2 separate regions of the Homo sapiens genome follow, and region 1 is linked to region 2. A link is an interaction called in ENCODE POLR2A ChIA-PET data of the cell type or tissue named here. Cell type or tissue: Panc1. All regions are shown on one strand. Links, peaks and the distances in the headings refer to the core of each region. The heading gives the core; the rest is flanking DNA.

What was found. Peaks named below come from ENCODE experiments on the same cell type or tissue, not always from the same donor. Only the 100,000 strongest peaks of a DNase experiment are listed, where the experiment ranks them.
Region 1: POLR2A ChIA-PET joins it to region 2 with 20 read pairs; 3 of 35 experiments call an interaction of 5 or more read pairs at or near these places.

What each region holds. Positions count from the first base shown.
Region 1 is chr12:50,302,763-50,305,677 of GRCh38, forward strand. No RefSeq gene overlaps it. Among named protein-coding and RNA genes, the nearest start is that of LIMA1, 21 kb to the left of the region's middle. In Panc1, for the core only: no CTCF peak of the experiment used is centred there; a DNase peak (open chromatin) is centred at 1,723.
Region 2 is chr12:51,087,608-51,090,522 of GRCh38, forward strand. No RefSeq gene overlaps it. Among named protein-coding and RNA genes, the nearest start is that of CSRNP2, 5.5 kb to the left of the region's middle. In Panc1, for the core only: no CTCF peak of the experiment used is centred there; no DNase peak of the experiment used is centred there.

The DNA of each region.
Region 1 (2,915 bases), core at 272-2,771, 780 kb before region 2:
ATTCCGTCTCAAAAAAAAAAAAAAAAAAAAAAAAGGATGCTTTGGAATGAAAATGTACAATGCCTTCCCAAGGAGTGAGAAAAGGTCAGCAGTCTCATCCCGGCCACATCCTTGTGGCAACTGACCTCATCTGGAAAGCAAACTGTTTATTCCACTCATTTAAATGTGATGGAAGTTCATGACAATTGAGCTCTGGGAGCTGGTTCTAAAAGAGTCATCCACAGATTCTTTACCCTGAAAGGAATCCCAGATGTGTTCAGTTTATCTCCTTTCATTGGGAGATTTTTTTCATTAGATTTATTAGGGAAGTATAGTATTGTGCTTTAGGGTTGCTTAATTTGTTTTTGTTTTCGTAATTAATAGACAATGTCAGGAGCTGCTAAACCTGGGTTTTTGTATAGCAGGTGAATAGAATTAGAACCATGGCCAGGCGCAGTGTCTTACACCTGTAATCCCAGCACGTTGGGAGCCTGAGGCAGATGGACTGCTTGAATCAAGGAGTTCGAGATCAGCCTGGGCACATGGCAAAACCCCAACTCTACAAAAAAATGCAAAAAGTAGGCAGGGGTGGTGGCACATGCCTGTAGTCCCATCTACTTAGGAAGCTGAGGCAGAAGGATCATTTGAGACTAGAATATGGAGCCTGCAGTTAGCTGAGGTCGTGCCGCCATTGCACTCTGGCCTGATGACAGTAAGACCCTGTCTCAAAAAAAAGAAAAATAATTAAAACTATGAACTTTAATTAGTTCATTTACATAGCAGAATTGGGAGCCAAGGCTTTGGTTTCAGCACTCTTGTAATTATAAATTACTACTTGAAATAAAAGCTGACCATATTTTAAAAATATTTATTTCTGTTAGGCAGTTCTCTTTTTTTTTTTTTTTTGAGACAGAGTGGTGTGATCTCGGCTCACTGCAACCTCTGTCTCCCAGATTCAAGCAATTCTCCTGCCTCAGCTTCCTGAGTAGCTGGGATTATAGGCACTTACCACCACACCAAGCTAATTTTTGTGTTTTTAGTAGAGATGGTTTCGCCGTGTTGGCCAGGCTGGTCTTGAACTCTTGACTTCAAGTGATCCACCCACTTTGGCCTCCCAAAGTGTTGGGATTACAGGCATGAGCCACCACGCCAGGCCAGACAGTTCATTCACTGAGTAGCTAAAGTAGATAAAAGAAGAAAAGATATCGTTTCCTTTTTTTTTGAGACGGGGACTTGCTCTGTCACCCAGGTTGGAGTGCAGTGGCGCGATCTCAGCTCACTGCAAGCTCCGCCTCCTGGGTTCACTCCATTCTCCTGCCTCAGCCTCCTGAGTAGCTGGGACTACAAGCACCCACTACCACACCCGGCTAATTTTTTTGTATTTTTTAGTAGAGACGGGGTTTCACCGCGTTAGCCAGGATGGTCTCGATCTCCTGACCTTGTGATCCACCCTCCTCGGCTCCCAAAGTGCTGGGATTACAGGCGCAAGCCACCGCACCTGGCCCCGATGTTGTCTTCTATAAGTAACTTTCATCCTAGTTGGAGATAATCACCACATACTTGCAAGAAAGACTTTATCCTTATCCTCTTGTTCTGTCTTCTGCTTGAGGCTTTGGATAAAGGCAAAGCCCTTTTAAGCCCAAGCAGGACAAAGTCCAAATCTGAAAATTGCACTATCCTCCAAAGGTCTTTACCTTCCAATGAGTCAGATAATTTTGGATCATTCCCATTAATGAGTCATGCTGACCAAATGTAGTTTTTGTGTATTTCTTGCTACAACTTTTAAATATTCCCTTCCTTCCCTTTCTACATTTGTTGAGTGACTACTGTGGAAACAAGACTCAGAAAGTTAACAGGCTCTTGTATAAAAGTATTTTAGTAATTTAACAAACTAGTGTTGCTGGGCGCGGTGGCTCATGCCTGTAATCCCAGCACTTTGGGAGGCCAAGGTGGGCGGATCACCTGAGGTCAGGAGTTCGAGACCAGTCTGGCCAACATGGAGAAACCCCATCTCTACTAAAAATACAAAAAATTAGCTGGGCATGCTGGCAGGTGCCTGTAATCCCAGCTACTCAAGAGGCTGAGGCAGGAGAATCGCTTGAACCTGGGAGGTGGAGGTTGCAGTGAGCCGAGATCATGCCATTGTACTCCAGCCTGGGTGACAAAAGCAAGACTCCGTCTCAAAAAAAAAAAAAAAAGAAAAGAAAAGAAACTAGTGTTATCTGAGCATTGACAGCAAACTATATACTCAAGGATCAATTTTCTGTTTTAATAAAAAATCCAAATTTTTACTTTTAGTATACCATCTGTGATGGTTTTAAAACCACAAATTCCAGGCCGGGTGCGGTGGCTCACGTCTGTAATCCTAGCACTTTGGGAGTCTGACGTGGGTGGATCACGAGGTCAGGAGTTCTAGACCAGCCTGGGCAATATGGTGAAAACCCATATCTACTAAAAAATACAAAAATTAGCCAGGCATGGTGGCTCACACCTGTAATCCCCGCTACTCAGGAGGTTTAGGCAGGAGAATCACTTGAACCCGAGAGGCAGAGGTTACAGTAGTGAGTCAAGATCACACCACTGTATTCCAGCCTGGGCAACAAGAGTGAAACCCCATCTCAAAAAAAAAAAAAAAAACCCACAAATTTTTTGATGCTTCTCCCTATAAAATGTGAAACGCCCCTCCCCTTGAACATGGGTGGGGTTTATGGATTTTCTTTTTTTTCTTTTTCTTTTTTGAGATGGAGCTTCGCTCTTGTTGCCCAGGCTGGAGTGCTATGGCGCCATCTCGGCCCACTGCAACCTCTGCCTCCCGGGTTCGAGCAATTCTTCCGCCTCAGCCTACAGAGTAACTGGGATTACAGGCACCCGCCACCATGCCCAGCTAATTATTTTTGTATTTTTAGTAGAGGCAGGGTTTCACCATGTTGATCAGG
Region 2 (2,915 bases), core at 275-2,774:
TACTCTGTCCAAAGTCATATCCAGGAAGAGAAGGATCTGGGATTTGAATGCAGGCCTATCTGACACCAAAATATATACTGTATCAACTACCTCTTACCACCAAAAGATAAACGAGAACACATTCCCCAGAGAGGTGAAAATAAATAGGACAGAGGATATAATATGTTGAAATTCTTAGAGAAAAAGAGTTAAAATAAAAATCTAAGGCATTGTGTTTGTTTTTCTGAAAAGGTATCTGTAGACTTAGCCCTAAAGTTGTTATGCTACTTCACTAATTGACATTTAATTATATTATATTCCAGATCTAGAGAGACAGGCACCTCTTTGTGACTAATTCCACACTAACAAAAAGAGAACAGTATGTGTAAATCTGAGAAAAAGAGTGCCACAGCAAACTGAAAGCACAAACACCAAAGAAGTCATATGCGCCATTGCACTCCAGCCTGGGCGACAAAAGTGAAACTCTGTCCTCCCACCACACAAAAAAAGGAAAAGAAAACAAGAATCTACATTAATTAAAATGTGCACCTCATCTTAAACATATCTAATACATGAAAACAGAGATTCGCATAATAGGTAAACCAGTTATAACTCATGTCCCAAAATACCATATCAGTAAAAAATAGTACAATAAGACAACAAATAATACAATAATATTAGTTTAAATAGCAAGTTCCCTTATAATTGATATTAATCCAATTGAAAACTTTAATTCATATAAACTTTTCAGTGTCTGAATTTGAAAATGCAAATGCTAGACTTACTTGAAATTTTTGGCCAGGCGCGGTGGTTCATGCCTGTAATCCCAGCACTTTGGGAGGCGCAGGTGGGTGGATCACAAGGTCAAGAGTTCGAGACCAGCCTGGCCAATATGGTGAAACCCTGTCTCTACTAAAAATACAAAAATCAGCCGGGCATGGTGGCAGGCGCCTGTAATCTCAGCTACTTGGGAGTCTGAGGCAGGAGAATCACTTGAACTCGGGAGGCAGAGCTTGCAGTGAGCCGAGATAGTGCCACTGCACTCCAGTCTGAGTGACAAAGCAAGACCCCACCTCAAGAAAAATAAATAAATAAATAAATTTTCAAGCAAGATAGATTTTAGCTTAGGCCTATGTTCACAAGGAACACTACAGGGGAAATGCTGTAGAGAATGTGTGAACAAAGACGTGAAAAGAAGAAGGAAGAAGTGGAAATAGATGAAAATTCAAGGTTGAAGATAAAATACAAGGTCACTAAAAGAACCAGGAAGGAGAAATAAAGTATGCAGAAAAAACAGTGCTGGTGGCATTACTCCCATGTCACAAAGGGCATCTTTCCCAACTCACTCCATTTTGCAGTGGTAGGATATTCTTCCTCATTTAAGTTTTGGAGTTGGTATAATGAAACAAAAATTAATCACAAACTAAAAGCAAGCATTCTAGCAGGGAAAGCCTTAACTCACAACTAAGAAAGTAGAGCATTTGCAGGAGAAGCAGAATGATGTAGGATTACTCCTAATGACATAATATATAGGCTGGGTGTGGTGGCTCACGCCTATAATCCCAGCACTTTGGAAGGCTAAGGTGGGAGGCTCGCTTGAAGCCAGGAGTTCAGATCAGCAAGGACCACATGGCAAGATCCTGTCTCTACGAAAAATAAAAATTAGAGCTGGGCACAGTGGCACATACCTGTAATCCCAGCACTTTGGATGGCTGAGGTGGGAGAATCGCTTGAGCCCAGGAGGTCAAGGCTGCAGTGAGCTATGATGGTGCCACTGCCCTCCAGCCTAGGCAGCAAAGTGAGATCCTGCCTCAAACAAAACAAAACAAATTTGTTGGGTGTGGTGGCACATGCCTGTAGTCCTACCTACTCAGGAGACAGGCGAGAGGATCACTTGAGCCTAGGAGTTCAAGGCTACAGTGTGCTATGATCACACCACAGCCTGGGCAACAGAGCAGGACCCTGTCTCTTAAAAACAAAAAAAGAAGCTAAGAAAGAAATAGGCTGGGCGCAGTGGCTCATGCCTGTAATCCGAACACTTTGGGAGGTCAAGGCTGGTGGATCACTTGAGGTCAGAAGTTTGAGACCAGCTTGTCCAACCCGGTGAAACCCCGTCTCTACTAAAAATATAAAAATTAGCTGGGCGTGGTGGCACATACCTGTAATCCCAGCTACTGAGGAGGCTCAGGCAGGAGGATCGCTTGAACCCAGGAGGCAGAGGTTGCAGTGAGCTGAGGTCGCGCCACTGCACTCCAGCCTGGGTGACAGAGACTCTGTCTCAAAAAAAAAAAAAAGGAAAAAAAGAAAAAAAAAGAAATATATATATATATATATAAATGGGGCAGCTAGGTGGGACAATTGTGCCATTCCTACTGAGACTGGAGTTCTCATAAGACCCATGGCGGCCATAACAGATCAAATTCCTGTAGAGGAACCATCCGTGACCAAGGAAGCAGACCAATAATTCAGTAAAATGATAAAATGGTTCTTCAATTTCAGTTCTCCTGTCCCCCCAAATCTGGAATTGTTAGGTTTGGCCAGAGAAAAAAGCTACAAGAGGGAGAAGCTCAATCCTGACTTCAAATATTTGGACTCTAAATTGCTTTCAAGACTGAATACCGAAGCTCTGCTCAGCCCTTCATGGTGATTTGCAAGACAGTTCAAATCTCTGCGGTAACCCTATACAAAACACTTTCTCAGAATATGTGGGGATACACAGGGTTTTGAGAACACTCCTCCATTATGCATACATTAGAAATGGTTGGTGCCATTATCTCACACCTTCTTTACTTGCCAAGCTTCCCCCGGAACCTCCAGCTCAGAGATCATACTCTGCCCGCACAACATACCCAGTACCTGGACTTCCAGGAATCAGAACTTCAGCCCCTTCATGTGGACCTTACTTTTTTGTCACGTCTTGGGTTGTCTTTTTAAAA